Linked DNA regions of Mus musculus: region 1 is linked to region 2. The links are chromatin loops, found by intact Hi-C in ENCODE. Cell type or tissue: heart. All regions are shown on one strand. Links, peaks and the distances in the headings refer to the core of each region. The heading gives the core; the rest is flanking DNA.

Region 1 (16,198 bases), core at 4,022-12,021, 59 kb after region 2:
TAATTGAGAAAATACCCCACAGCTGGATCTCATGGAGGCACTTCCCCAACTGAAGCTCCTTTCTTTGTGATAACCCCAGCCTGTGTCAAGTTGACACATAAAATCAGCCAGTACACACCCTGTCCTCATACCCTTGAGCCTTTACTTTCTACCTTGAGTCAGTCCTCCGGGTCTCCATCTACACAGGTCTCTTCTCACTGGAATGGAGACACCGTTTCTCAGTTACTCTCACCATCTTTTGTCTTCATTCTTTGCTTACCCCTGGTTCTAATTTTCTGCCAGTGATTCCATATAGAGGCAAAATACTCTTTCTGAATGACAAATGTTACTCACCTCCCGACTGCTGAACGTCCATTACTGGTTTCCCCTAAGCTTTGAAGTCACGTTCTCTTTGGCTTATACAGAAAGATCTCCAGTCTTAATTATGACCTCCAATTCTGCACTATCTCCTTCCCTAGTACAACCCAAACTCAATGCCCAAGGACACTGCTTAGCCTCCCTTCCTACTTTGCATATTCCCTCTGCACTTTACATATCTGCATATCCCATTCCCTTTCTGGATGAACCTTTACATTTCCTGTCTCTGACCCTTCTTCACCCAACTCCTTCCTGTCCTTCAAGATGGAGCAAAGGTTTTGACTCCCAGGAATATTCTCTCTGTCCCAGTCCTTCATCACCCTCCTTCAACCCCAATCTGTTAAGTCCTCACAAGACCCCAGAGCCATTTGTGGTGGACATCGTGGTGATGTCGCTGAGTGGTTAAGGGCAAGAGATCTAGAGCCAAACTGTCTGCTGAGTTTCTAGACTTCCCCTTATTGTCTGTGTGACCAGTCCACCCCTCACTTCTCACATGAGGTATGAGCTATATAACACAGTAATGTTTTCCTAGCAAGGTGCCATGATGATTAGATGAGATAATACATGCATGCAAAACTCAGGGATTTCTTTGTTGTTTTCAAAGTCCCTTCCTTGCTTCTCTGGGTCTTGGTGTGTGTTGATTATAAAACAGCAGAACACAGACTAACAGTGCTTTAAAACAACACCACTCCTCTGCCTCTGTACTCTTAGCTCTGTTGATTGTGGAAGGGCCAGGGTCAGATGAATACTAAAGCTGCCCTGATTCCATAATTCTTCGGAGATAGGCTCAAGCCTCATGTTTTCTTAGGCATGCGGACCCCTGCTTCCTCCAGAAGAGAGAACGCAGGCTTTGCCAGCCCCAGGCTAGAATGCTTTGCTTTGGAATGGTGTTCAAGTAAGTTGAGTGAGAATTCCTTTAACTTTTTCATGGGAAAGATGGAATTGGCCGGCACCCCACTTCTGCCTTCCAGTTTTGCTAGACTTCTGGCTGGGCCCATAAAGAAGACTCCAGCGATGCATGAACTGAGACAACCCAAGCCTTGTCCCTGTGGGCCAGTCAGCAGTAGCCTGGGCTGTACCTTAAGGTGAGTGCTTTTCCTACACATGTATTTATGCTTCTGAACCCAGGATCCAGGGGGAGCATAAAACATGCTACTCCAAGTGAGATGACTCCCTGCTAATTCTTCTTACCACACGTGGAGACGAAGGAAGCCAGCACACACATTCTCCAGAGAGCCTCTGACCACCAGGTATGAAGCCCCTCAATCATCACTATTGAGACAGCAATATCTAGGGAAGGCGTGTGTGCAAAATGAAGACTTGCGCCTACTTTGCTTTTTTTCCCTACCGGACCTATCTTTGACTTTTCACAGATTTCCCAGCAGAAAAATGAGGGTGGATGATAACATAGGAGAAAAATGTCCCCCTGTGGCCAGCCTATGCTTCTCCAGAGAGTGACTATTTGCACGCGCCAAGGCAGCTGGGAGTCCCAGTTGCCTTGTGACACTGGTGGGAAGCTTTCGCTGCCCCCTGGGAGCTGGGGGGCAGTGACCTCCATCTCTCAGACCTCTGGCAGGATATAGCTCACGCTGGTTCATGTCCTGTTGCAGGCTGTCACCTCAGATGGCCTCACTCTAGCAAGCTGAACTACTAAGCAAGTTAGCAACAGTCTGGCTACACACTCTTATGCCCCCTACCACCGTCAGGTGTGTCACCTCTCTGACAGTCCTTCCCTTATACCATGAGAGTTGCCAGGGAAAGTGTAATGGAGGTAACATTTTATAACATGATAATTATTGTAAACCTGGTTCCCAAAGCATCATTTCTTAAAAGATGAGTGGGCCTAAATATGGAGGAAAGAGCTGAAATACTGATAGTCTGCAGATGCAAGATTGACCTATGATCCCGAGAGAGAGAGAGAGAGAGAGAGAGAGAGAGAGAGAGAGAGAGAGAGAAAGAGCTTGTGTGCTAACACCCAACTTGCAAAGTCACAAAACTCAACAATTTGTGAGTCTTTTGCATGAATTTCTTACTGCCATTATCTCAAAAATATGTTATTCATACCCGAGATACTGCAACCAAATCTTGAGCCCCTGCTTGCTTTTGAATGCTTGCAGATTGCTATGCCTGTCTTGTGGAGGATATGATGGTTTGAATGAAAATGGCTTCCAAGGCTCAGCTGGTGGTCCCCAGTTAGTGAAACTATTTGGGAGGTGCACCCCTGGGGGCAGGCTTTGAGCTTTCACCCCAGAGTCTCTCTTTGCTGTTTACTTTCAGATCAAAATGTGAGCACTCACAGCTGTACCTTTTTTCTGCCTTCGCCTGGACTCGAACCCTCTGAAACAACAAGCCAATTAAACACTTGCTGTTATAAGTTTGCCTTGGTCAAGGTGTTTTATCACAGCAAAAGATAAATCAGCAGTAGCTAGAGAAAGTAACCAAGGAGCTAAAGGGATCTGCAACCCTATAGGTGGAACAATAATATGAACTAACCAGTCACACCCCACCCCACCCCCCAGCTCGTGTCTCTAGCTGCATATGTATCAGAAGATGGCCTAGTCGGCCATCAGTGGAAAGAGAGGCCCACTGGTCATGCAAACTTTATATGCCTCAGTACAGGGGAATGCCAGGGCCAAGAAGTGGGAGTGGGAGGGTGGGGGAGTGGGTGGGAGAGCATGTGGGGGACTTTTGGGATAGCATTGGAAATGTAACTGAAATAAATACCTAATTAAATAAAAAAAAAAAAGATAAATCAGCAGAAAGATAGTCAGCTACTGTGACAGAAACCTATTATGGACTATCAGTGAGAAATATTTGATCTACTTTTAAGTTAATGAAAGACAGTTTCTATTTTCAGAAATCAAGGATAATTTGTGTTATTCAATACAATAACGATACATTGATTTAATTAGTTGGCCTTGAAAATAGTTGTATTAAAATATATTGGTATATCTATTGCTAATTCTAAATATGTTTTGTCTGGAGTTGTGATGTATATACCTGTTTTCGCAAATGCCACTACAGACTAATGAACGCAAGATGGAGGAACAGAGTGGTGCATGCGCAGTGGAGAGAGGCGGAGCTATAGCTAAGACAGCAGTGGCAAGTGTGAGAGAAGGCTATTGTCAATGGAGGAACACGGCTTTGCTGAGTAGGGCGGGCAAGGCAGTCAGTGTGCAGCAGCCTGTGCAGCAGCCTGTGCAGGAGCTTGTGCAGACACAGACTCAGAATACACTACTCAATGATCTCCCTGGCTCTGAGCCAGGATAAGATGAAGACGGGTTCATTTTCTGGATTGGACATCCTTGAAAGACCTCCGTAGTCCATGCTGTCCCAGAGGCCATGTTGGTATCTGTGGTTTGTGCTGCTGCCCAAGGCCATGTTGAAGCTCGAGGTTCATGTGGATATCCGTGGTCTGCTTTGCCATTGGAGGCCAAGCTGATGTTGGAGGCTCGTGCTACCTGTGGAGGCCAGGTGACATCAGTAGTCTGTACTATTGCAGGAGGCCATGCTAGTGTCCGTGGTCCCTGCTGTTGCTGAGGCCATGTTGATGTTCATGGCCTGTGTTACCACTGAAGGCCTTGAAGATATCCAGGGTCTGTGCCGGTGTCTGACTCCATGTTGATGTCCATGGGCCATGGTGCTACGAAAGCTGTATAGATGTCCATGGCCTGTGCTCCCAAAGAAGACCATGCTGATGTCTGTCATCTGCGTTACTGCCATAGGTCATGTGGGTGTCTGAGGTCTATGCTGCTGCCTGAAGCCATATTGATGTCCATTGGCCATAACGTCTCTGAAGACCATTCTGGTGTCAATAGTCTGTGCCCCAGAAGCCATGTTGATGGCAAGAAAGCAACATTTGTAGTGATATCCATGACTGCATACTCGCAGTTGAAAAAGAGGGACATAAAAGGCTTTGGTGAAAACCCCTTAAACCAACCCCCAAAAGTAGCAACTTAGATAGGAAGCCATCAAAGAGAACGCTTAAATTTTTTGATAGGGATGCTGAAGTGTAGCTCTCCACAATTGATGGGTTCTGGAGAGGGTTTGGATGAGGCAGGACTCAGTTTTCTTTAGGGGGCTGGCCACCGGGAGTTTGACCATGTTCTAGTGAGTAGATGGGCAACACAAATTGAACTCACTTTTTTTCTTTGTGGAGAGGCCAGGGGGTAGGGTGCAGACACGGGGGCACTGGAAAGTGAGTGTGATCTGGCTGCATTATGTGAAATTTCCAGATAATCAATAAAAATATTATGTTAAAAAATAAAGAAAAGGGAAGAGGTGAGTGGGACTCCAAGATGCATTGTATGTATGTATGTAATTGTCAGCTAATAATAAAAAAAATTTTTAGAGAAAATTTTTTTCTTTTTTTAACAACTTTGAAATACTTTTTTTCTTTTTTATTAGATTTTTTTCTTTATTTACATTTCAAATGTTGTCCCCTTTCATAGTTTTCCCTTTGAAAATCCCCTATCCCCTCCCCCCTCCCCACTGCTCCCCAACCTACCCACTCCCGCTTCCTGGCCCTGGCATTCCCCTATACTGGGGCCTAGAGTCTTCACAGGACCAAGGGCCTCTCCTACTATTGATGACCGACTAGGCCATCCTCTGCTACATATGCAACTAGAGCCATGAGTCCCTCCGTGCGTTTTCTTTGATTGGTAGTTTAGTCCCAGGGAGCTCTAGGGGTACTGGTTAGTTCATATTGTTGTTCAAATTTTAAAAATGCTGGTAGATAGTTTTTTTAAAAAAGCGATTTCTTTAAAGCATTTTCCACACGTTTATAACTTTTAAAGAAGGAGAGTGTGTTCAAGTGAAGTCGCTCAGAAGCCCAGGCTGTAAAACGAGACCAGTGAGACAACTTTAACAAAGGCTACAGGACTCTCCTGGCTGCTGTGCCCACACAGTCATAACCCCAGAGGTGCACTGACAGAAATGGTTGAAGTAAGGAAAGACCAAGATGCCCATCACCATCAGGTACTGGGGAAATCAAAAATCCCTGCACACCGATCACCATGCCGGAAGTCAAAAAAGAAAGAGAAGTCCAAATGTTGGTAAGGGTTGACAGAAGCCAGATCTCTTGTGTCCTGATGAGGGAATGAATATAAAATACTGCAGCCATTCTGAAAACCAGGCTGGCAATTCCCAGGAACACCAAACATCGAACTGCTGTGAGTCACAGTTGTGCTTTTGGACATTCTCTCGGGGAACAACAACTTACACTTGAACAGAAAGTTATACCTGAATGTGGATGCGAGCCCCAACCCCCCCATGTACGAGCTTCCAATGAGAAATAGATGCCATTCAACAGAAGAATGATGCAATAAACTGTGGTATGTCCATGAGACAGAATACTACTCAGCTGCTATAAGGAGCCAGTTACTGATGCATGATGATGAGGAGTCGCTATAGAATTATGTTGTGCCTATAAGGCCAATGTCAAAAGGTTGCATCTGTTACATTGTTTGTGTAGCATTCTTTAAATAACAAATGGTAGAAAAAGAGAAAAGACTTGCAACCCTGGGGGCTGAGAGTTGGAGAGGGAAGAGGGCGTGGCTATGAGAACAAACTGGGAGTTTGTTGATGATAAAAATATTTTTTAAACTTGTGTATATTGGCACCACTATCATGGCTGTAATATTGTACTGCCATTCCATAAGATACTCCAATTGGGAAAAAAAAATCTATGCAAAGGCACATGGAAATGCTATTTCTTACAATTCCATGGACATTTATGATTTTGTAACACTCTTTAATCGTGAAAAGGCTCTGTCTACATCCTATGTTTCTGGCACCTCCATACAGCTATGCTGTGTGTGCCGTGAGCCCACGGTTTTACCGTTGGCACACTGGAAGGGCGTATCATTCCAGAGATAGCCAGTCTGTCTCCTCATGTAGGGGCACAGAGGTCTTTGTGCTCACAGATAAGCACTTGGGGAGCCTGGAATGCTAAGCTCTGGGGTCGTTCCTTCAAAGGAAGGCATGCAAGCCCTGCTCTCTGCCCAGCAGGCTGGGAGCAGACTTGTTTTCCAGCCTGGTGCTGTTTGCTTTGTGTGGCTTGAGACCAGCACTTGGCTCCTCCCCCAGACCTTATCATAAGCTTGTTTTTCTCAGTCAATCTATAGAACCTGTCATTATGGAAGGTGTTACACGTACTTTACGAGGAGTTTCAATGCAGTCACGTCTACTCATTATTTAGATTGCTTTGTTCTCAAAGAGATGTGTGTATGCTTCCTTGTGCATGCAAGGCCATTGCATTATCTTCAGAAATTAAAAAAAAAAATCCATCAAATCTGCTGTGCTTAAATATGCCTCAAATTGGCCATTTAGGGTCAGGCTCCTGAAGTTTGAACCAACACTGGCTGCTCACTCATGCTGAGCCAGACTGCCTTCCTGCATCCTTTAGATCATCTCTTTGCAGGCTTGTGAAGAAATGCCAAAGGCAAAGTCACCTTTCCTAAGGCCCAACTTCCTTCCAACTCAGTCAAAACACTCACTTGATTTGATATCACAAATCAACCCAGGTTCAGTGCTGGAATAGACCTGCTTTCCAAGGCCCTGCCTTCTTTAAGCTGGGTAGATATTCAGGTGAGAGGACAGCAAAACTAAGCAATAGATACAAAGACTAGCAGCAAGAGGCTGTTGGTTAACCAACATGTTGGCGTGTACCTCCTTAGTCTGTAAAACAGTTTAGGACATGACTTCTAAATATGTGTTGTTAACTGCGGTAAGCTGAACTAGGGGCCCCATCTGAATTCTGAAGAATGTGTGTGGTTCACGGGACTTTGCATGTGTGACTGAGTTAACTAGCTTGAGACAGGAAGAAGGTTCTGGATTTTCCAGATAGACCAGATGCAACCGTGAGGGTTTTTACGTAAGGGAAGAATGAGGTCAGAGAGAAGAGAAGGCAAGTTGATAATGAAAACAGAGGCCGTCAGGGAAGAAATGCTGGCTAGGTGGGAAAGCCAGAAGAGCCAAGGAATGGATGTACACGAGAAGCCTTCAGAAGGGGTCAGGCCTGTTTATCACCTAGGTTTTATTCTTACAGGATTCATTTTTGATTTATGACCTCCTAACCCACGGGAAGAGAGTTGGTGTGTGTTGCTGTAATGTCTAAAATCACTGTTTGTGATAGCCAGTTACATACAGCAGCAACAGGAAATTAGAGTCAGAGCATAAGAGGAGCATCCTTCCCCTCTGTTTGATTGTACCGGGGTATTAGTCTGATAGCTGGGGAGGTAGCTCAGTTATAGCGTGCTCATGTGGCGTGCACAAAGCCCCAGAAGCACAGAAACTAAGCATAGTGGTTCAAGTTTGTAACCCCAGCACTAGGTCCGCAGGAACCTAAGGATCAGAAGTTCAAGGGCATTCTTGGCTGCGTATTAGGTTCCAGGCCCAAGCAGAACACACACACACACACACACACACACACACACACACTGCATCATTGACTTGCCAAGGTAACACAGTGCCTTGTAGGTATGACTTTCCCATATACATTCAAAATGAAGATAGCCTACTTTCCTAAAAACCAATTCTTCCATTTTTCTATGACAGGGTATCATCTTAAGATTTATCCTCTTGACATTCTGAACAGGCAGGTCTCCACCCTAATGCCCACTGTCCTCCAATGTTTTCAAAGGTTATATCCAGCAATGCTGACAGAAGCTCCATGTCTGTTCATTGTCCTGGGATCAAATTCACCTGGATTTGGAAGTTTACACTCAGCTAAAGATGATGCAGATCCTGAAATATGTCCCTCCCTGACAATGGCCCAGCTATCATATAACCAGTGGCCAGAAGGGAATCTCCAGATCCCTTCAGATTCATGAGTGGGGTGGGGGTGGGGGCATTGCTGTTGTTACTGTTTGGGTTTTTTTTTTTTTTTTTCCCATTTCATGAAGTTGCCTGTACTGGACCATGTGCAGTGCCCAACAACACAAAGGGAATTTCAGAAACTGGAAGGCAATAACTTGCAATTGTGTAACATGATTATAAAAATAACCCTTCTGTTGGTTTTCCATGTCCAACTTGGATGTGATCATTTTCGTTTTATCTTACTACACTTTATTTTGGTATGTTTTGTTATCTCTTAGAAGCCCGTTCTTTTCTAATGAGAGACAGGGAGGGAGTGGATCTGGATGGGAGAGGAGAGGAGAAGAGGGAGGAACTGGAAGGAATAGAGAGAGGAGAGCCTGTCATCAGGATATATTGTCTGAATAAAGAATATTTCCAGTAAAAGGGGAAAGTAGTGATCTATTGGTTTGATATACTGGGCATCATTTTATTTTGGCACGAGGTGGCCTCTGTTTACTTCCTTACTGCTATTGAAAAGGAGAAATACCAAGGCAGGTCCTAGGATTTGTCTCAATTATGAAACCTGTTACTAGTTTCTGGGATGTTTGACCTTTTATCTAAAGAAGAATACAGAAAGCATTGTAGTATCTCTCTGATACCATTTCCCATCCCCTTGGTATAACTCAGGGTTGAGAGGTGGTGATTTCACTCCCAGATCCAGCAGTGCATTTAAATTTCCCACATGCATTGATTAGGGTAGACATGTGACTTCACATTGACCGGCAGGGTGAAATTCCAGACATTTGCCAAATGGTTGACAGCGGAAAAATTGTTGTCTCTCCTTTGTTGCTCTTGCTCCTATCTATTAGCTGAAACACAAGCCAGTCTGAAGATAATCCACCCATGGGAAAGGCTGAACTACAGCAAAGTGGGGGAGGGTTGGGGGGAGGAGGAGAAAAAGAAGAAGGAGGAGGAGGAAGAGGAGACTGCTGTAGAACAGGGTAGAATCTGAAATCCATACAACTATAGGATCAGCCTTTCTCAACTAAAGTTCTGCAGAGGGGAGCCCTAGCAGCCCTAAGCCACACTCTATACTCAGCAAGTGCCCTCTCATGCATGGTAGGTACCAGGTATTGTTCAAGAAAACAGTCATTCAAACCGCTGTCTCTGAAACTACCGTCTCTGCTCCATGCTCCACAAAAGGGACTCCAGTTGACAGAGGGACTGACAGTTTGACTTTCCCATTAGATAAATGAAGATCTCATCTTTATCGTCTAAGCTGTTTTTCTACTTCTTGCTTGTTGAAAGCATCCTAACTGATATGGAGACCAGCGTTCTTTCGGAGACACGTTTTTCTCTTGTACTTCATCAGTTGGCTAGACTGCAATTTCCTCACCACGGTGGGAAAATCTAGGTCAGCAGATGCAGACTCCCTGCAGGTTATCTGAGGAATCTGCGATCTGTTGATTTGCTTCTCAGGCATCCAAACTATGCTGGACAATGATAAGAGGGTTAATCCAGCAGAACGATTCAGCAATTATAAACAAATGTGCAACGATAGAGGCTGAAAACACATGGAGAAATGATCAAACCCAAGTGGGAAACAGAATTCAACAATCCAGAATGAATCATCACTATCTATATTTTACAGTTCTTACCACAGGAAGATTACGGTTGTATTAACATTCAAAAATACCAGTCATATTAGTAGAACCTGCTACAAAATATACAACAAATGCCTAGAATAACTATACTTTTGGATAAAAATCATAAGGAGTCAAGGGTACTTACACACGGTGAGGAAAGAAGTGTGCTAAACACTCAGTGCTGTCCTCACCTCAGGAAAACGGTGCGAACACACTAAGACTAGGAACAACACAAGGACGTCTTACTCCTGCTGCTTAAAGCACTACAAGCAGCACGCTGTAGTGAGGAGCCTGGAATTTCTGTTTCTTTTTACAAAAACACAGAAATACTATAAGAATGTGCTTTTGTTTTAATCCCAGGCGCAGGAATGTGGGGCTGCTTTGGACTGCTCACAGCAGCTGACTGTGATTTGCCTGCTGCTCTAGCAGAGGTGTGGTTTTGTCAGCTGCAGATTGTGTATTTGGAATTCTGGGAACTTTTCAGAGGGCATATAAAAGCTAAGGCCCTGAGAGAGTCATGGCTGGGGTTGGTGGTCATTCAGGGAGCTTGTCTGGGGTTTGTTAGTAGTTGGGCCCAAGAAAGAAACAAAAGGAAAGAAACTAGATTCACAGATCTCTATATTTCTCTCTCCTTCTATCCTTTTTCTCTCCTATCTAGTGATAGAGCATGAAACTAGTGGGATAAAGGGTAGGAAAAAGAAGAACCCACAAAGTAGCAAAGACCAGCTATAGCAAACACCGCATTTAGATATTAAAAACTAAATAAAAGGCACCCAGATCAGTGAGGATGAATTCCAACTATTTTTTTTTTTTTGGTTGTAGATAACATGATCATGATATTTATATATATACATACATACATATATATATATATATATATATACATATATATATATATATATATATATATATATATATATCCTGGATGTGGTAGCACACACCTTTAACATCTTTGATTCCAGCATTCTGGAGGCAAAGACATGAGTCTCTATGAGTTTGAGGCTAGTCTGGTCTAGATAGTTCCAGGCCAGCTAGGGCTGCATTGTAAGACTCTGCTTTAAAAACAAACAGGCTGCACATAGTGGCACACACCCTTAATCCCAGCCTCAGGAGACAGGGGCAGGGGGAATCTCTGTGAGTTAGAGGCCAGTCTGATCTACAAAGTCCAGGACAACTAGAGCTAGTCTACAGAAAAACCCCATCTCCCAGAAACAAACAAACGAACAACAAACCCACCAAAGAAATTCTCTTAGAAGTCACTCTCGGGGCTGGCAGATGACTTGGTGGTTGAGAACATTTGAAGTTCTTACAGAGGAGAGGAGTGTGGCTTTAGTCCTTGCTTGCATGGATCTGAAACCCCATTCTGTCTTCTCTAGATACCAGGCATGAGTGTGGCACAGAGGCGTACATGCAGATTCTCACCCAAACATGTAAAGTAAAACCCAATACATCCTCCTCTTAAAGTTGCTAGAACTAATAAAGCTTCTGCAAGCTTGCAGATAAAAAAAAAAAAAAAAAAAAAAAAAGGTCAGCATAGAGCTTGATTATATTGCCACGTACTGGCAACAAAACGTCAAAGCAAATTAAAGGTAACTCCATTTATAATGATATATATTTTAAAAAAAGAGCAAAATAATCAGGAGCAGATATAACTGAAAAACAATTTTAAACTTCTCTCTGAAAACTGTAAAACCTTGTTGAAACCAATGAAGAGACACCTGATAAAAAGGAGATGGGTTCACTGAGCAAGACTAGCGGCAAGATGGCAACAGACCTAAATTAATCTATAGAATCAATTAAAGCGCTATCACAATCTCACCAGAGAACAATGAGAGAGAGGGCAGCACCAGAAGTCCTCCAGACTCTGCAGCTCAGTTTTAAAACTTACTGTGGCACGATGGTAACCCAGCTTGGGAATGAAAAAGGAAGAAATATTCCCCTCGGTGGAACAGAGCCTATTGACAAACATACATAGCCATGACCAACTTGTTTCCAGCAAGGACCTCAAAAAGCACTAGATGAGAAAACAACCTCACAACCAGCTGTGAGGCCAGTTCTAGGGGCCCGGTGGCCTCTGCTGGGCTCTAGAGTCGCCTGCACGCATGGGATGCATGTGCAGACAAGCACTCATATACAGTAAAATAAATCTTTAAAGAAGAAAACTTAAGTCAAACCATCAAAAACATGAAGTTGAAAAATCAGCAAAGCTTAGGCTGTCTCAGGACTACAAAATTAATCTAAAAGTTCACAGGTGATAAATTTAAGACATGGCAGGGTAAAAGTTTATCATCGTTGATGATGCTTATTTTTATGAACCTTCAATGTTCTGAAAAGAACAAAAAGTAGTCTTTTTATTTAGCTAAGCACATATTAATTACTTAAAAAAGACACAGTCATAAAATTAAAGTAATTACCCAATATTATTCTGTTGCCAAATACAATGTTTGTTTTCATGAGGTTTGATACTTAACGTAATTATAACATGCTTTTTATGCAGATTTAAAAAATACTCATTAGGATACTTCCTTACGACACATTTCCTAGGAAAAACACACTGAAGCAGATTTCTCTGTACATAGGGGCTTGCTATAGAATAAAAATGAAGAGTATAGGAAGCCAGATTTGCTAAATTGAGATGAACTGTGACGACACTGTTAAAGGAAGACCTCAGCTACTCCCATTGGGAGCTGGGGTGGCCTTTGTGAGTGGCCCCAAATTATCTGTGTACCTTACACTGGCTAGTCATTGGATATGAGTTTCACATGGATGGTGGGCATACAGAAAGAATTTGACTCCAATGGGTGATGATTCCTGGAAAAGGGTTTGCTTGGCATTATCAAGAAGTAGCCATTGTGGCAGCTGGTGACATGAGTGTTGGTTCTGAAGGGTGTGTGTGGACAGAACATCACATCACTCACCACACTGTACCTCCTGCAGTACCTGATCCATTTGCTTTGTATCCACAGTCACACTGCAGGGTCTGGTAGACCCAGGGCTATAATCTCTACTGCTTAGGAAGTCCAGGAAGGAGGAACACAAGGCCAGCCTGGGCGAATTAGTGAGACCTGTCTCAAAAATTAAAAGTAAAACCAGGCCTGGGGATATAGATCAATGGGAAGGCCTAATATGGCCTTATGGTCAATCCTCATTACTGTGCACTTGAAACCATCTTGGAACAAAGCATCCTCTAGGCGGTGGTCTCTTACCGACAGAAATCTCCACAGTGGCAGACAATCTTAAGGCTGTAACATGTATCCTCCATCTCCCTTACTGCTCATTCTGGATGTTTCTTGTGCTTGCCAGGACTTGCATAAAGAATTTTTAAGTCTGTTTTTAAATCCTGGTCCCTTAATTCTCATTAATAACAACTCTGAGACTAATTAGTTATTATTAAATGACTAGGCCATAAGCTTTGGCTCATTTTCTGACTAGCTCATAACCTATTTAACCCATTTAAACTATGTGATGTCTATCATGTGGTTAGTTAGCTCTCCTTCAGTTCTGCTCACTTCTTTCTTAGCATCTCCTCCATCTCTCTGATGGTTTATGTTCCTCTTCTTGGTCTGTCTCCAAGCTTGTCTCTCTTATCTCTCTTTATCTCTTACTATTTCCCAGAATCCTCTCTCTTCCTGTTAGTTTCCCACCACCTATTTCCTACCTAAGCTCATTGGCCACCAGAATTTTTATTAACAGGTGATATTTATAAGAGTTTCTTTCTACAGGAATTCCCACTGGTCTAGGTGGTTTCTCCACAGGAACGACCCATTTCTTCATCACCACGCAGTCTAAACTCTCCTCGAGGACAAGATCTGCCCTTTGCTCTCAATGTTAGGCAGCCTAGTGCCAAGAGATGCTTCAACAGAGTCCACCTCTCTTCCTCTCCATTGTAGCATCAGTCCTGCCTCTTGAAGAGCCTGTGCTTGTTAGAAGAACAATCCAAAGCACAGGTATGCTCTGACTTTGGAGAAGCCAGCACCCTAGAGCCCGTATTCTGCATCCCTCCTGACTAGGGAAGAGGTTTCCTACTGTGATTATTGATATATTGTTGTATAGTGAACAAAGGCAATTCTTTCAAACTATACCCTCGAGATCTCTTCAACACAAAAACAATCAGAACATGGTAGGATCTTAGCAGTGTGAAGAACTTCTCCAGATGTGCCCCGCAAGGATGTTCTTGTCCATGTCAGCTATCTTATCTCTAGATGTAGTTGGTCTTACTGTTTCTCCCAAATATTATCTCTTAACAGATCAGAAGGAAGTGCAATTACCTTTTATCCATATACCAATTTCCCCATAGTTAGGGTGAATATCTCTTTAGGCGGAGTGCATCAGAAAAAGACATTTGAGGGTATAACACCCTTGTCTGTGCCATCGCTACGCTGGTTGTCAAAGATTTTGACTGTCACACTTACAGTTTGATAATTTAAAAAGTAAACAAAACTGATTAGCATTTTTGGCACCAAAGGCAAAGAATGAATCTGGAAGCTGCTCAGAAATCATTTGACAAAGCGTCTACCTCAAGTTCACCTCTGTTCCTAATTTAAGTGTTTTAGTGCATGTGAACATCTGATTTTTTAAAACACAGATGGACTGTCAGCTCATCCACTTCATGTTATATCCAGCATTCAATGCTTAATTTCACATGACTTTGTCTTACATCAATCCCAATCATCAACTTAAAACAAAAACCAGTCTTGACTCTGACTCCCGCCCCCTATATCCCTACATTTTTAAGCAAATTTTTATATAAATGAGCTGATTGGGTAAACTATATAGAAATGGACAAATAGCCTTTTATCAGCTCTTAAAACTATGTAGACATGCAGTAATGCAAAAAATATTAGCCAAATTATACAAGCCAAAGAACAAATAAAATTAAATTGGTTTTTTGAGATAATGGTACATTTTAATAGTCTAGCATAGTTTGTGTCTACTCAGCTGGGTTTATGGATTGAATTTATGGAGAAGCTGAAACAATGGAAGGAGCTGAGAATGAATCTGCAACTGCTGTCCTGTAGTTAGTACACATTGCTTCACTCAACTTACCTGCTCCCCAAGACTTGTTGCTTTCCACGGGTGGCTAAGAGCCTAGCACAACGGCTTAATGATCACATTAAGCTAGGTAGGCCTGGCGGGGCAGGAATGCACCTCCAACATTAATATGGATAGGAGGATCCGGAGTGAGACTGAGGCCAGCCTGCACCACACAGTGAGACTGCCTCAGATGTGAGGAAAAACTAGCTGTGCGTTAAACACATAAATGTTCAGTTTTCATTGATCATCTGATGCTCCACATTCTCTCTCTCTCTCTCTCTCTCTCTCTCTCTCTCTCAATCAATCCTTTGTTTTCCTCTCTCTTCAGTCTCTTCTTCTCTTTCATTAATTTCTTCTGTTCTCCTCTCTCCCTTCTTTCCTTTGCCCTTCAGTGTTGGTCACAGGAGACCTTCCAAGGCCCCCTCTTCAGGGAACCTTTAGCAGTGAATAAGAAGCAGCAGATTTCCACGAGGCCGTGTTTATATTCCTTCTCTTAATACCTTCCCACCAAACTCACAAAATGGTGCATTTACTTGACTCTATCCTGGTCACTATTACAAGGCTGTCCTGTGTCATTAAAATAAGAACCCGTAACTGACAACACTTCTCCTTCTGCCCGGGCCTTCGGTGATCTCCAAGAATCTGACCTTTCCTAGTTTCCATGGTGTATTGTCTGTTTGTTCAGTGCTAATATAAGTCTGAAAGATTAACTTCCCATTTCCAGAGACCTTGAAGGATGCTTCTCTAAAGAGGTGAGTCTGTATGTAAGCTTTCATAAAGTTCCCACAGAAGTTCCCACAGGCAGAGGTACGGAATAGGATATAGGTTCACTACTGTCAACAGAGTGGTTGTTCTAGCAGCAGCGTGGACTCAGGTGGAGTGAACACTCCTAAAAGACCTAAGTTTTAGGCACAGAGGACAAGATCAGTGAGCTCGAGTCTGCCTTCCTCACTGTCTTCATTAGGGTTTCTACGGCTATGACAAAACACTGACCAAAAGCAAACTTTGAGGAAAGGTTATTCAGTTTCTGCTTCTGCATCATAGTTCATAATCAAGGGAAGTCAGGACAGGAGCTCAAGCAGGGCAGGAATCTGGAGGCAGGAGCTGATGCAGAGGCCATGGATGGGTGCTGCTTACTGGCTTGCTCCCCATGGTTTGCTCAGTCTGCTTTCTTATACCACCCAGGACCACCAGCCCAGGGATGGCACCACTCACAAAGAGCCGGGCCCCTCTCCCATCAACCACTAACTAAGAAAATGGCCTACAGGCTTGCCTACAGTCCCATCTTAGAGAGACATTTTCTCAACTGATGTTTCCCCCTCCCAGGTGACTCTAGCTTTTGTCAAGTTGACATAAAACCAGCC
Region 2 (16,198 bases), core at 3,765-11,764:
AGAGTGACCAAGTGCCTCACAATACCTGCAACTCCAGCTCAAGGAGATCCAACACCCTTATCTGGTGTGTAAAGGCATCCACGTCACATGCCAATCATGTGCTCTCTCTCCCTCCCCCACTGTCTCTCTTTCATAAATAAAAGTCAGATGAAATCCTAAAGCAAAGTCTACTAAGGGCCTGGGGTCGCCAGCTCAGACTCTGTCCCTCGGCTTCAGGGCAGTGCTGGTCTTAACAGCTCAAAAAACTCTGCTTGAGCCTGGCGGGAAGAAGTATTTCTCGGGAGTGCTGGAAATCTCACAAGCAGTCTGAGATCAAAAAATCACGCTGCAAACTATTAATTACTAAATTTGCATCTTGGCTCATCGTTTCCACAAGCACAAAAGCCACCATTAATTCCAGCACAGCCACCTGTTCTAAGCAGTCATACCTGTCCTATGGTAAGCGAGTTATTTTAGAGCTAAGTCATGCCTCTATTCATATGTGGCATCTTGTGTCTTAAATGGCAGTAAGTCACAACTTAGGGGCAGCCACATCAGTGTCCCTGAGTAGAAAACATATTAGCTCTGTCCAAGCAGCCAGGCTACAGTGTGACTTGTTCTGGAGTGTTTCTCCAGAGTGGAGCCACTCTGCCTGTATTATGTGTGTCTAAGCAGTGCATGTTCCAAAGCTTGTTATCTGTCTCTCACCCTGACCACTTAAGGCTTGAAGGTTTCTGAGCTTTGTGGTGACCGTCTCAAAGTGCTTTAAGGCTGGCTATTCTTCCTTCCACTCCCTCGTACTTGGGACAGTCTAAGTTTAGGTGATCAGGTTTAAGGTCTGTGCTTACCAGAGCCAGGTCCCCAGAAGATCAGTCGTGGGTAGCAGCAACCATGACTAAAGGCTGAACACGGCCACTGTGTGCTGAGTCAGCTCTGAAAGTATGGAAAGGGTTATCTCGTGTCCTGAGTGGCAAGGCCACCTTCTCATAGATTGCCCCTCTGTCTTTGTTTGATGGTGACAACAGACCCAGAGCAAGATAGACCTGCAGCTGGACTTGTCCTGGGTGAAAACCTCACAATTCCAGTAGAACAACTTATCAAGCTGCCATTTAAACATTCGATTTAATTTTCAAAATGTTAATGATGTTTTTCTTCGAGTCTGCCATGGCTCTCTGTGGATGCACGGTTTCAAGTGTTCTCCCGTGCAGGGCTGTGTCCCGATCCCCGTTCTTCTTTCCCTCGCTGTACAGCTTGCTTCCCCAGCTTCAAGGTGGCCCCGCCTTCCAGTCACTACTAGAAGTGATGAACTGTGTGCAGAGCTGCCTCTGTCTACAAGGTCATATACTTAAAATTCTACAGGGTCTGTTTACTGTGAAACTGCATCCAGCAAAATTCCTCCTTGAGGGGAAGGATCGCAAAGCCCTGCCAAAAGGGCTTGCAGTGCAAATAAGACACACTCCAAATAAACAAGGGAGAAAATCTGTCCACTGATGCAGCATCTGGCCAAGGACATTTTTGACCTGGTCTCTCCTGATAATTCTGTGAGCTTCTTGCTCTCTGCTCAGCTCCCACGCTCTCTTTCCCCTTTCCTTCCTCACTGTAATGTCCCTCTGCCTGGTGTTCTTCCACATACCTCTTTTCAGGACACGTATCTGCCCCAGCATCCCCTGACCCCTGTGTGGAGCCCACATGAGGGCCACGTGCAGTCCATGCTGTCTGTTGCTGGTGACGGCAGGGCTAAGGGTGTGGCTGAAGTCAGTGAGCCGCTCTTCCCCAGAGCCCACCTTTTCTGTTCCTAGGTGCTTTCCTAGCTACATCCCTCTGGAAAGCCATCCGAATGCAGCAGGACGCAGCAGGTTACTTGCCTCTGCTTTCAGGGGGTGGGGTGGTGGTGTGGCTCACATGCCTCTTCCTATGCTCTTGGAAGTCACAGAAGACACACAGTGGTGGTATTTTCCTGATCACAGACCAGCTATAGTCCTGGCAAACCGAGGAAAGATGTCTGATATTAGAAGGGGGTTTCCTACCTTAGAAGATAAAACTTCAAAGTAAAGTGGAGAGGAACACCCTTCATCTTGCTCTCTTCTCCTTGCCTTACAACATTCCCTATGTAAGAAGCATGAAACTACATGTCCGGTTCAGTGTCACCATTTGGATCTGGGAACAGAAGTGTCTAGCAGTCAGCACACCCGGCCAGCAGGCCATGCACCACTCCTTGGCACTTGCTCTCATTGCGCCTCCTTTCCACCCCCTGGGGCAAGGGAGCTGGCTTTGCTAATGCCCTGGTGAAGCCATTCCTTTTGTCGGGAGCCCATCTGGGCTGGCTGCTCCGCCCCTCAGCCTCAGTCTGGCCCTCTCAGCTCTCAGCTGGCCAAGTGTCAGTCTTCGGTGGGTGCACACACACGGTGTCCCTGCCTTCTCTGCTCCTGGCACAGTCGGAGTTTGTGGAAGCCAGTCCTTATCCTCCTCCTGCTCACTCATCAGCCCACTGTCATCTGTCGTCTTCGCCTCCTTAAAGCTGGGACTGCTGAGGGCATTCACAGCCTCCCTGTTGCCCAAGCCAGAAGACTCTTGGTGGGTCTTCTCTTTTTTGGTGTCTTGTTGATGTCTGACATCAATGACCACTTACTCCATAGTGAAGAGTTCTCACCTTGGCCCTGTGATGCTACACAGGCTTCTCCAACTTAACCTCTAGTGCCACCTTTATGGGCTCCTCCTCCTCCCATCCCCGTCCCCATCCCCATCCCTGAGTGCTGGTTTTCTCCAGCCTTGAACATATTCACTGAGCACCACCTCCCAGTGATGCCTTCTCTGTAGTTCCAGTTCTCTCTCTCTCTCTCTCTCTCTCTCTCTCTCTCTCTCTCTCTCTCTCTCTCTCTCTCCCTCTCTCTCCCTCTCTCTCCCTCTCTCCCTCTCTCTCTCTCTCTCTCTCTCTGGTGGCTCCCAACCAGCTGCCTTTTAAAAATTCCAACAAACATCTGAAAATCTATCAGAGGAGGAACTCAAGTTATGGGGAAGGTCTCATTTCAATTTGGAGGAGGGAAAAAGCATGGGATCTAGAAAATAGCAGGCATACCCAGCCCTCTACAAACACAAATGCACACAAATGTGTGCACTCAGGATGGCAGCCAGACACATAGGAAGTAGCTTTGTCAACTTTCAGTATCATTTCTTCATTTCTCATTCTCACCCTCCAAAATAAGATATGCAGAAAAGGTAAACTCTTCCCAGTGTTTCTCTCACTGAACTCTACATGGAGCGATAAGGAAGATGGGATTAGAGAAGCAGAAGAGGTAAGCAAGGAGAATGAAAAGCACAAGTGTAATTATCCATTCCACCGTTATGCAATACAAAAATGGATAGAAGTCTGGGAGCCAGAGAGACCAAGGTTCTGTTCCTGACAGTTAGGCACACTCGCTCGGCAATGCAGGCTGAGGTACTGAGTCTCTGGAAGGAACTCAGTTTTATGCCCTTCTAACGACAGGGTTTACTTTCTATGGTCCTGCTAAGGCATTGCACAAAGTAGATCCTGGTGGAAATTGGTAACAGTTCTTACTTGAAAGGTGCTGGAGAATAGAAAAAGATTCTCAGCCAATTTAAAACTGCTATCAAGTCAACATATAAATAGCTGTTCCTTATGCCTTGCTTGCCAGTTAGCAGAGCTTATAACTTAAGAAAAAATTAAAATTTCATGTTAGCTGAAAGGATTAAAACCTACTATAGTGATTTTTAACCTCCTGCTTTATTCACACATGCACTTCCAGCTTTTGAAATTCGTTCCTGAGAAAAGCGACATCGACCTGCTAGAGGAACACAAGCATGAGCTGGATCGGATGGCCAAGGCTGACCGCTTCCTGTTTGAGATGAGCAGGTGAGCTGGAAGACACGGGAGTGAAGCTCCCCTTTGCCTTAGTAAGGGCGTCGCTAAACCTCACTCAAACAGCTTGGGCCAGTCCCCTGTCTGGCAGCATGTTTTAGTGGTAAAATCTTCCCAGAGATGATCTGTGTAGAATGTGTTCACTTGTGGAGCACTTCTTGTCCCAGTAAGCCATTGTCCAAGCATCCTCACGGCTGTCCTTGTGGGCCTCAGGGCCCCTGGGCTCTGGCCTTATTGTGCTAAAATGTTCCAATCATAGTCACTCTCACCAACACTTTGATGTCTTGGGATAGTATCTCAGCATCTAATACCTTGACATCTCAGGTGTGTTATAAATTAGAGGGAAATGATATGTTTGTTGAAAACTCAGAGGGAGTGAATAAGACATAGGCAGACATCACTAATCAGTCATGACAGTCTTCCCATGGAGCCTCAGCAAGCTTTCTGAACCCTTTTCCAGAACTGCCCTGGGGCAGCCACTGCTCTGTAATTGGGTTTGGCATGTGAGCTTAGTCTCTTTGCCATTCCAGGTCGAGTGAACTGATTCCATACTAGAAAAGGACCAGTAGCCCCTGGGACAGAGCCCTCTCTCTCAGTGCCATGAGCCTGCAGATACTGCCAAGGGGAGTCTGTCCCTCATGCTCCATTCCTGCTGTGGCCAGATTTAGTTATGTGTCATTCCCTAACAACTAGCCATTTTGGAGACTACTGCTGAACAAAGGAAAACTTTGGGACTTCGAAGCTACGCCCTGCAGCCCTCAGTGTAGACAAGCTGGTGACCACCAGCTTCCCAAGCATGCCCAGATCTTTACAAGTGCTTTCTGATGGAACCCTTATAGCAGCCCTGCCTGTAGGGACTTCCAGAAGAGAAGTATGGTTTTCATCTACCCACGGGGGCAAGGAATCCCAGAGGAATCTCACTCAAGGCCACCTAATAAGAGGCATAGCTGGGCTGCAAGCCTAGGACTGTTTGGGCTTACAGGATGGTATTAGAAAGGGGGCTGATCCCGGGACCGACCTTCTGTGATGAGCAGGTTAAGCTTCATGGGAAGGCACACTGCAGCAGCTCCCACCCTAACTAACGAGCAGCAAGGACCTTGGAGCTTCGCTGCAGAGCCGAGGCCAGCAGGTCCCTGGCTCCTCTAGGAGCTCTCTGGAAGGCTAAGTTCGCTTGCCTTCAGGAGCCTAGCTGAATGAGCTGCTTGCAAAGCAAAAAGGGTTGGGAATGAGTATGAGGGCTGTGTGACAGAGACAAGTCTTTGTAGCCTTGCCAAAGGCCAGACTGAAAAGGGAAGAGACTCGAGAGAAGTGAGGGAAGTGGAGAGTCTATCTACATTTTGATTCCTTTCATCTCTTCTGTTTTCACAAGAGCTGTTGGTACGTGAGGGGAGTTTGAAATGAAGGGCCCCAGGCAATCACCCAAATACCCCATGCTGATTTGAGAGAAATGAGCTCTCCTTCTGAGTGCTGATCAACCCACCTTGCTCTTACAGAATTAATCATTACCAGCAAAGACTGCAATCACTGTACTTCAAAAAGAAGTTTGCAGAGCGTGTGGCAGAAGTGAAGCCCAAAGTAGAAGGTAAGGTCAAACCACTTAGCAGGAGATATTGGCTGTCTCAAGTGCCCAAAGTAAACAACTGCTTCTTTTGAAATTCCAATGGATGGTCATATAAGGTCTGTGTCTTACATACCCTGGCCTGGCCTGGGCTCTGGAGCTCCTGCAAATGGCCTGAGCTTCTCCCAGGGACTGGGGTTTTGACCACATGAGCATGGCTAAGGAATGAATTTGCCACTCCTAGCATTGAACCTATAATTAGCATTCTCATTGCCGTGCCTTCCTAGGATTTCCTCAGGGCGGAGTGTAGGTTTCCTAAGTGTGCTGTGTTTATGTTCGGGATGTGGATGATACTAAAGATCAGTTACAGAGTGTACAGTGGAGTCAGGGTCGGAGTTCCAGTCCCTGATGTAATACCTACAAGCCATCCATGACACACGGCCAGTTAGTTCACTGCCAGCAGAACTCATTCACTGATCTGAGCCACAAGAGGCAATGGAAACAGACTTGCTCTGCTGTCCTGTCCTGTTCCTAAGTGCTTCAGGTTGGCGAGTCAGTCCTGAGAAGGGCTGAGAATGGAGAGGAACTTTTCCATTCTCTGTGGAACCTCCTTCCATGGTAGCTGTTAACTGTGCTTCTAATTTGCATGTCTTGAAAGTGCTTGGTCACAGTCTAGTGACCCACTCTTACACCCCGAATGCCTGTTAAGATGTGTTGCTCTAGGACAGGGTAACTGAAAGCCTTGGCCGTAACTGGTGTGTTTTGGGCATCTTGCTTTGAAGCGATTCGCTCTGGCTCTGAGGAGGTGTTCAGGAGCCGCGCCCTCAAGCAGCTCCTGGAGGTGGTCTTGGCTTTTGGAAATTATATGAATAAAGGACAAAGAGGCAATGCATATGGATTCAAGATCTCCAGCCTCAACAAGATAGCGGATACCAAATCCAGTATTGACAAGTAAGTGTGTGCCCCTCCAGCATTTGGCGCACCAAGGTGCTTTTATAGACCGTGAACTGCCCACCTAGACCCTGCAGCCTCGGGCTTCCTGACCATGCTCCTGAACCTCCATTCCTTCCCATTCCTCTCACAAACAGACGCAACCCTCCAGCTCCCTGGGACCCTTCATCTACTTTCTCTGCATAGGGACGCTGTCTATTCCAGTGGTTCGCAGCCTTCCTAATGCTGCAACCCCTTCATATGGTTCCTCCTCTTATGGTGACCCCCAGTCATAAAATTATTTTGTTGCTACTTCATAACTGTAATTTTCTAGTTATGAATTGTAATATAAATATCTGATATCTGACGGGGGGAGTCAGGAACCACAGATAAGAACCACCGATCTATTCCAAGGTAAATAAATAAATAAATACTCACTCACTCACTCACTCACTCACTCACTCACTCACTCATGGGGCTGGTGTGGTACCTCAATGGGTAAAGGTGATTTCCCCAAGACTGAGGGCCTGACTCACACAAGTTGTCCTCTGACCCAAACATACATGCCATTTCATGTGTGTGCATGCACATACACACAAAATTTAAGTAAATAAATAAATGTAAAAAAATTTAAACTTTTAGTATAACATGCTAAAAAGCCACTCACTGATGGACCTCTATCCAGCCAAAACCAAGTCATAGCCCTCCCAGCTCTGAGTGTCTCATGACCTCTCTAGTCTCTGCCCCTCCACAGAGAACTGTGTTTCAGAAAAAGGAGAAACCGGGCATCCTGGGAATGTCTCAGTCTTGTGAATGCAGTTGCCTTCAGCTGCACACCCCAAGGCTCTTTAAGTTGTGTCCTAGGATGTGCACAGCCTCACAGTTGAGGTAAACTGTCTGGTTAGAAGCGCTAAGATGCCAGCCCCTGTGTCCTGAGCAGGTAGGGTCATCACGCACATTAACACGTGTTTGTCCAAGAGCTTTGTTTCTCTGAGGCGCTCACTGGCTTCAAAGGACCTCGCACAATCCTTCCTGAGGTAAAGCTGCTCAGAGCCAAATCCCTTTAGCATGACGGACTGTCCGCCCCAATTACTCCTCACTAATGAGACTTCTTACCCTATGTTCCCTATAGGGTTACTGAAGCATAGTGCATAGCAGCCATAGTGTGTAGCAGCTCTCGGTCTGAGAAAAGAAGTAAGCCATGTGTTAAGCTGTTATTTTCACATCACAGAGACAGTGCTGTTGTCCTTTCCTTAGCGGGAGCCCCAGTGCTTTTTGGAGCACTTTCACATTTGATTGTCACAATAGCTTGTCAGTGGCCAGGCCAAGTTCCTTACCACATGTTGTCAGATAAGAAAGCCAAGGCAATGCCAAGTAGCGGTTTTGCTGCTCCACCCCCAAGCCTGGGGGAGGATTTAACCCCTGATCTGCAGGTCAGTCCACAGTGCTGCTCTTTGCCCACAGGTGGGTCTTGTTTGCAGGCTGTTAGAGGGACCTGCAGCCTCTTATTTGCATATAAAGAACAGCCGTCTTTGAAAGGACACCATCTCTTGCAACTTCTCCCTGTGCATGCACAGGCAAAGTCAGTATCCACCCATCCCCCACTTTCTGATAATTTGGTTCTTACAGGGTGTCTGCTTAGTAAAGTGACTACAGAATTTATATGAACAAGTTTTCTCAAAAGAATAAATAAAAATTATTATCAGCCAGGCAGTGGTGGTGCACGCCTTTAATCCCAGCACTTGGGAGGCAGAGGCAGGCGGATTTCTGAGTTCGAGGCCAGCCTGGTCTACAAAGTGAGTTCCAGGACAGCCAGGGAGGGCTACACAGTTTCTCTGTGGGAATTTCTCTAGATTAAAAAAGCATCTCTCTAAAATAATGAAGAGAATAGCATTATTGTGATAGTTACCAGTGTTTTGTTTCCACCTTTAGAGGAGAGGCTCAGGGCAGAGAGATAGGTTCTATAAGCAGTGGTAATACTTCAATAATAAGATGTAGCAAGCTCACAGAAGCCTGAGAGGCCAGGAGTACTGGCCACTGTTTTGTTTTAATGGAAGATGTTTCCTAATTACTGGTAGGAACAAAAATAAAGAAAAACCTATTTGAACCCTTGCCATGAGAGCAGGAGTGTTGTCTGGGTAAAGCCACAGAACACTGCAAATGCTTTACATTGTTATGGGAAAACATTGTTAGGCAACCCTGATGCCCTTTGGTATAGGTGGGCTGGGGCATAGTGGCTTAGCCCTGTAAATTAGCAAACTGCCTAAATTATGGAAATGTTACTACAAATGTATTTGTATACTTCTAACTAGGACAGCTTTGATAGATGAGTGGTTCTTTGTCTAAGCTAGACTAACCAGAGAATTTTAACAACTATCCATGCCTGGCCCCACCTCATCCCAGTTAAATGGATCTCTGGTATTGGCCCAGGCATCTGGAGTCCAGGTGACTATGATGTGCAGTAGAATTGGTGACCACGGGACCAGACTAGCACAGCTTTGCCTGATAGCGTTATCAGACACCCCCTTCCCTATCCAGGTCAGTCAAGGTTCGATCCTGTCATCACCAGACAGGAAAATGGCGCCAACAGCTGTTATAACTACCGAGGGTCATGCAGTTAAGAGCTGAAGAACTGCTAAAATTAGAAGTGATTTCACAGCTGCAGGGACATTGTGTATGTAACGGCACAGTCATGGTACACTTCCAGCATCAGCTCTGAAATGGGGGCTTTTCATCCAACCACCCTTTGCATGAAACCTTAAGTGGGCATCACCAATAACCACAACATCGAGTTGTTCTAGACTTGCAAAATACTTTTAGGCTTCTAAACAGCTGCTGTCCTTAATGGGTGCAACAACTGTTCTCATGCCACGCTACCAGTTCTTGGTGTATGTTGGGTCTTGCCCCGTGAATAGATAAACCATATTAATCACTTTTCATGTTCTCCTTTTCTTTAATCGTAGGAACATTACTCTTTTGCACTATCTAATAACTATTGTGGAGAATAAGTACCCCAAAGTCCTCAACCTAAGCGAAGAGTTGCGGGATATTCCTCAAGCAGCGAAAGTAAAGTAAGTACGGCCAGCCCTGCTCTGCCAGCTAGACTGCAGAGCAGCAGGCACTTCGCTGGCACCGCATTGAAGTGCAAATGCGCGAAGTGGTTTGAATCACAGCCAAACGTGTTAGAGAATATATATTTGTTCTAGGTCCTTTGGAATACTCACTGCCCCATGTGTAAAATCTGATTTGTTTTTAAGGGTATAAGCATCAGCGAGGCTTTTTGGCTTCTCTGACTCAGAAAACAAAGGCAGGACTGCAAGTTCAATTCCTGCTTGGGCTACAAAGCATGGTCAAGGCTGGCCTGGACAACCTAGTGAGACTGTCTCAACAAAAAGTAAATGGAAGGCCAGGGGTGCTGCCGAGTGGCAGAGCACCTGGCTGCATGTGAGGCCATATAGTTAGCCTCAGCAGAGCTTCTGAAGAGCAGCTCTTCTGTACACAGGTAGCTCTGAGTCAAAGGGGGACGCAAGGTGAAGCAAATGGAAGGCCTCCATGTGAGGGAGCCAGTCAGTCATTTCTACAGATACGCACACCCTTTGGAACCAAGCAGCCGGTTAATGGGAAGCAGTCGTTATGCAAATCAAGAACCTAAAAATAAAATGGGAAGTTGCCAAACTTTCCCCACAAATCCCGTGCTGTTTCAGAGATGGAAACAGGCAGCTTTCCACGCTCTCCGCCCTCCACCCCTCCTTCTGACAGACATATATTTAAGCTGCGCCTTTTGCTGTGAATTGACAACCTAGAATAAGTGGCTTGTTTCTCCCTCTCCCTCTCCCTCTCCCTCTCCCTCTCCCTCTCCCTCTCCCTCTCCCTCTCCCTCTCCCTCTCCCTCTCCCTCTCCCTCTCCCTCTCCCTCCCTCCCTTGGTATAAGAAATAGAGTAGGTAACACAAGAAATGATCTATTTTTAAATGAACTATTGGCGGCAAGCTCTTTGATACGGTGGGGTTGTGAGAGTTGAGCTTTAATCTTTAGTGTTTAAAAGCCATGAAACAGAAAGCATGGAAGAAGCCCAGGAATCTTTCTCCACTAAAAACAAAAAAGGCAGCAAAGTGAAAAGTGTCCAGGACAGCTCTCAGCCACCGCCTGCTGACTGAGGCCACGAGCTGCTCCCACTGCTGTAGTCATGGTGAGCTGCAGGGTCCCAACTGAATGAGGTTCTAGGCGAGCCACCTTCTTAGAGAGCCAAACGCAGCACATGCTCATTTCTACATATAGCAACTTGCTGAAGCAGAGGCGCTCTGTGATTCAAACATAAAATATTTCTTTACTCATGGGAAACATTTTTCTTCTGCTATTTTTAACCTATAACATATACCTGCTGGCAGAGGGAAACAAAAAAATGTACAGAAAAATTAAAATTATACTCACATAAGTTACATTTTTTTAATGCTGTAGCTTTTGTGAAATCTGAGAATGAGAGGAATGTTTTCTTTCTATCACATTTAGTGTGTGTGTGTGTGTGTGTGTGTGTGTGTGTACATATGTGTGTGTGTGTACGTGTGTGTGTGTGTGTGTGTGTACATGTGTGTGTGTGTACATGTGTGTGTGTGTGTGTGTGTATACATGTGTGTACATGTGTGTACACACGCATGCTCCATAACAGCCTCTGGAAGTCACAACAACTGTTTTCTTCTATCGTTCTACCGTGTGGGTCCTTAGGAGTAACCTGGGGTTGTCAAGCTTGGAAGCAAGCACTCTCACCCATCTCACTGTCCCTGGAATATAGTTTATAAGCTAAGCATATGCCTGCCTCCAAGCACGCACTGACTCGAGCCAGTGTGTCTCTTACTTACTCCTGTAAGCTGCTTGCTGACTGCTAAGATGTCACTCTCTCCGACAGCATGACTGAGCTGGACAAGGAGATCAGCACCCTGAGGAGTGGCCTGAAAGCTGTAGAGACGGTGAGTACCTGCTTCCCACCATGACTGTCGGCCTCCTCACTACTTTGCTGGTGTGCAGACCTTGAGCACAGGAGCGCCTTTGGCATGTGCTCTGCCCAGGATAAACATGATTCCATAAGAGTGACCAGAAAGAAGCAGGCACAAGCTGTGCCCAGTATAGGAACTCAGTTTCATACAGCCAAGTGTCCTGAGAGGCTCCCTGCAGTGGGAGCTTGAAGTAGGTGAGGAGGGCCAACAATTCAACCCAGGAGGCAGGCCTTAGCATGAATGGACCAGGTGAGGCAACCTTCCATTTCCTTGTTCTGTTACCGTTTGATGTGACTCTCCACAGGCTGATGGAAACCCCTCTGCTACTTCTGAACTGGTCCTTTGGGAAGGGGAGTCTTCACCAAACACACACTTGGCCATAGCATATATACCATGTCCAAGGCTTTCTAGTGCTGCGATGGTGAGAGCAGCAGTTCCCTCAGCAGGACCCTGTCTAGATAAGCATGGTGGTGATCAAAGAGAGACGTGATGAAAGGGCTGGATTGAGGCTAGCCTGGAGGCGTGTGATTGGCTGGCACATCCTGGAGGAGGTGCTCCTACTGGAGGAGATGAACTCCAGTTATGGCTTAGGAGCAGGATGGTGTAGAAAGGTCCATGGGAGGGGGGCTGCCCAGGTAGAGAAGATAAAAGGGAACCACAGGAATGTGGAGAAGATAGGGAGGAGCCAGAAGAATGTAGCACAGCGGCGCTGGGACACGGCCACAGGAGTGTCTCCATGGATGCGGCTGCCAGGGAGTAAGTCCAGGGATGAGAACCACCACTCACGCCCCGCCCAGCTGGCTGTGTCTGCATTGGGTGAGGTTACTGATTCAGAAACAGTCTGAAACTTGCCCTTCCCTTAAATACCTCGCAGACAATTTATCACCAGATGCCAAGGTGCCCTCCTTTCTCCTCTTTGAATCACAAAACTATATCCTACACCCTGTTGAAGTCCTTGAAGACATAGTGCTAATAACATCTTAATCTTTTTTCCACTAAGATTCAGGAGCTTGTTTTTGAGGAGTTGGGGCCTGAGGGGGATACAGGAATTGTATTATGAATGCCTGGACATTTCTCCATGGAGTTTTAGAAGGCCCGGCCTGGCCAGGATGCTTGATAACCTGAGTGGTTACCTTCTCCTTCCCACGTAGACTTTCTTGAGACTCGATCAGCAGTTGTGCCATCCCTAAGCCAGGTGGTGCACACTCTTGAACCCTGTGTCTGAGTTAGAAGACCACCAGGTCAAGGTGGTCTTCCCGGGACTTGCAGTGGCTTTGCTTGCTAAAGCGTAGTTGTGCTCCCTCTCCTGGGTGGCGTCTACTGCATCATGTTCTTAATAGGAAAGGGGCCGCAGAAGCTGTCTAGGGTAGGGCTTCTTTTTGCTGTGGTTAACTCCGTGACCGAAAGCAGCTTAGGGAGGAGAGGGTTTACTTTAGTTACATTTCCATATCATAGCTCGTCATCAACAGGAGTCAGGGCAAGAACTCAAGACAGGAACTGCAACAGGAGCGAGGAACTGAAGCAGGGGCTGTGACAGAATGCTGCTTGCTGGCTCGGCCCTTCGTGGCTTGCTCAGCCTGCTTTTTTACACCACCCAGCACCACCTGCCCAAGGATCTCACAGCCCACAAAGAGCTGGGCCTTCCCATAGCAATCACTAGTCAAGACAATACCCTAAAGGCATGTCTGCTGCCAGTCTGGAGGGGGCCATCTTCTCATTTGTGATTCCTTCTTCCCAAATGACCCTAGCATGTATCAAGTTAACAAAATCACCAGCTAGGACAGAGCCCATCTCTGCCCCTGGCAGCTGAAATGTCAAGCTGTAACTGACATATTAGGAGGCCACAGAGCTTGACTCACCTGGATATTCATGTGTCCTAGTTGTGCTTTGTCCAAGTCAGTGATGCTGTGTGAAGTGTCAGAGATAAATCCAGATGCAGTGAGTGAGTGGCTAATGACATGCTTGCTGGCTCCACAGTTTGAGTTTCTGCTTCTGTCATTTCATTTAGTCTGCCATGAAGAACAGTATCAGCAGTAGACGAGTCAGAACCCAGAGACCTCGAGCACTCCACTCCTGCTGAACATTGTCTCTGCCAAAGCAGGTGCAGGAAAATCCTGTGAACCGAAGCCAGTCTGGTGGCACTTAGCATAGATATTGCTAGTACTGGGGCCAGAAGACTGAGCTCAAAGTCTGCTGTCACTGATCAACTCCTTGACTAGTATCTCCTCTAAGCTCCCTGTGTTTGTGCAGTGGGCATAACGATGCTGGGGAACTGTAGCTGTTAAGAATGTATGTTTCAAAATGGCTGGATTCCATGAAATTTGACTTCGGTCCTCTGTGTGGTTGTCACCATGGTAGCAGAGAACATGGGAAATGAACAGAAGATTCATTTTCCTACCTGCCTATCCAGCAAGACCTGTTATTGGTGTGGACAGGGGGAATGGAGGGGGGTGAGCCTGTTGCCGCGAGCTACAGTTGCAGCTCTGCTGACCTAGATACATACCATGGTTTAGGAAGTAAAGAGAATTGGTAGATGAGGAAGGAGAAAAAACAAAAACAGAAAAACTAAACAAAAGGAAGAAGAAAAATCAAAACACAGAACATCGACCAGCCTCACAAATACTTTGAATCCTGCTGTTTTGGTTCTGTTTACTTTGACCAAGTGTTCGTTTGTTTCAAAAGTCAGAGTGAGAAATCACGTTGGTTAAAATCTCAGAAAATTAAGTAGCTGTTTTCAGGTATGTCTGCACACATGGGCGTGGCCTTGGTGTGGAGAGGAAGGGTGGGGAAGGGAACTGACTCTAGAGCTTACTGATGATGCATTTGCTGTCTGAGCTCTTCACCTAGGTGAGAATAAGAGACAAGGTGTGCACATGTGAAACCTCTGCTTTCTGTGTTTCAGGAGCTGGAGTATCAGAAGTCTCAGCCCCCACAGCCTGGAGACAAGTTCGTGTCTGTTGTCAGCCAGTTCATCACCCTGGCTAGCTTCAGCTTCTCAGATGTTGAAGATCTTCTAGCAGAAGCTAAAGAGCTGGTAAATTTTCCTGTGCGCGCACTCGCATGGTTCTTCTGCCCTGAGTTTTTGTGTGGTGCTAAAGGACAGCAGTCCCTGGTCAGGAAATGCAGCAGCAGATGTTTCCCAGATCCAGTTGTTCTGTGCAACCGTTGTATTTTCATCTCCAGGGTAGCCCTGAGTGTCTAGCTGGCCTATGTTGCCTTTTGGTTAGCAAGACCTTGCAGGTTAGAGTGGTGACACCTTAGCCTTGGTTGCCACTGGATTGTTCATCTCTGGAAGCAGAGTAAGTGATGAGAGCTAGGAGCAGATAAGACCAAGGCCACATATATCTGTGTAGGATGTTTATCTCTAGGGGACAGAAGCTGGTATGCAGAGCAAATCAGCAGTGATGCGTTTCACTTCATAGCATCATTACAAAGGAACATTATTTTAGTAAGACACTTTGTTGTGATACTTTTCTATTTAAGATTTGTTTTCTTGTATGAGAAAGACTTTTGTTGGCTAATAACCAACACTTCTAAGCATGCTTTCTTGTTATATCTTCCCCTGGTAGCTTCTCACTATTCATAGAGTTGATATTAGGTACATTCCCCACCACAGAGTTCTATGCAGCCCATCTCCAAGTTTGATTTTTGTTGCTGTGCTAACTAAAATAACCAAGAGCAGCTTTGGGAAGAAAGAGTTTATTTGGCTTACATGCCCCAGTCAGTCCATCATGAGATCATGAGGGGAAGTCGGGGCAAGAGCTCAAGGCAGGAACTGAAGCAAAAGCCTTGGAAGAATGCTGCTTACGGGGCTTGCTCCCCATGGCTTGCTCAGCCCACTGCCCAAGGGTGGGCTGAGCTCTCCAACATCAATTAATCAAGAAAATGCCCCCACAGTCTTGCCCACAGGCCTGTCTGTCGTAGGAGGCCCTCAGCTGACGTTCCACTCTCCCCAGAGATGTCTAGCTTTGTATCAAGTGGATACTAACCAGCACAATCTTTCACCATACTCCTTTTACTGAAGTCTCTCCTTCAAACCTGATGAGTAGGCATCGTTTTCAGTGGTCAGGTTGAGTTATCTGGTGTGGATGATTGAGCTCAAGTTCGGAGGGTATGTTCACAACATCAGCTAACTTCAGTACTGCCTTCCAGCCTTACCAATAAACAAGGAGACACCATGTGCCACAGCACCACTATTAGGAATCCAACTATAACATACCACAGTGAGAACAAGACGAATTATAGCCATAGATGTGGTCCAATCCACCACCATGAGGTTCCTGTACATTGTTGTGTTTGTAAAAGAAGGGACCTCTGCCTACCTCATCATGGAGCTAAAACACAGAATCAGTGGGTTAACTTTTTTTTTAACATACATACAGAATACCCTGTGGTTTTATGTGTGGGAACATTAATCTGGCTTGAGGTTTCTTCAAATTTCTAAAACTAAAATATATATGACTTCATCGTCACTAGAATTCCTAGATAAAAAGATCATCATTGTGATGGTTTAAAGTGCATGAACTTGAATATTTGAGAAGCTCAGCTGTAGACTGTTTATTGCTGTTTTGTTCATACCAGAACCTTTAGAGATCAGCTTATAAAACCATGAATCAAGCTAGACTACTCTAATGTGGTGTGTGAAGAATGTTATGTTTTTCCCTAAAGAGTTCTGTTTTGTAATAGAATATTTCCAAATAAGTCAAACATCGAGAACAGCTCTACATTAAGAGAAAATGGTTGGAAAAAAATATGTTTTAAAATCTGAGGGCCAGTGAGATGTCTCAGTGGGTAAAACCACTTGTGATGCAAACCTGACGGCCTGAGTTCCATCCTGGTGCCCACCAGGAGGAGAGAAGTCACT

What was found. Peaks named below come from ENCODE experiments on the same cell type or tissue, not always from the same donor. Only the 100,000 strongest peaks of a DNase experiment are listed, where the experiment ranks them.
Region 1: it touches region 2 in a loop (2.0-fold over the local background); 4 of 42 quality-filtered maps call a loop at or near these places.

What each region holds. Positions count from the first base shown.
Region 1 is chr12:72,030,110-72,046,307 of GRCm38, forward strand. Gm40440 (a long non-coding RNA gene) reads right to left here and starts at 10,084. Exons shown (of 3, transcript XR_872816.2): 1 at 9,946-10,084. In heart, for the core only: no CTCF peak of the experiment used is centred there; no DNase peak of the experiment used is centred there; H3K27ac peaks cover 3,167 bases.
Region 2 is chr12:71,971,447-71,987,644 of GRCm38, forward strand. Daam1 (dishevelled associated activator of morphogenesis 1) reads left to right here. Exons shown (of 26, transcript NM_026102.3): 19 at 3,744-3,850; 20 at 5,350-5,438; 21 at 6,197-6,365; 22 at 9,308-9,415; 23 at 11,247-11,307; 24 at 14,237-14,368. Among named protein-coding and RNA genes, the nearest start is that of Gm40440, 61 kb to the right of the region's middle. In heart, for the core only: CTCF peaks have their summits at 9,868 and 10,488; DNase peaks (open chromatin) are centred at 7,695, 8,845 and 10,015; H3K27ac peaks cover 5,868 bases.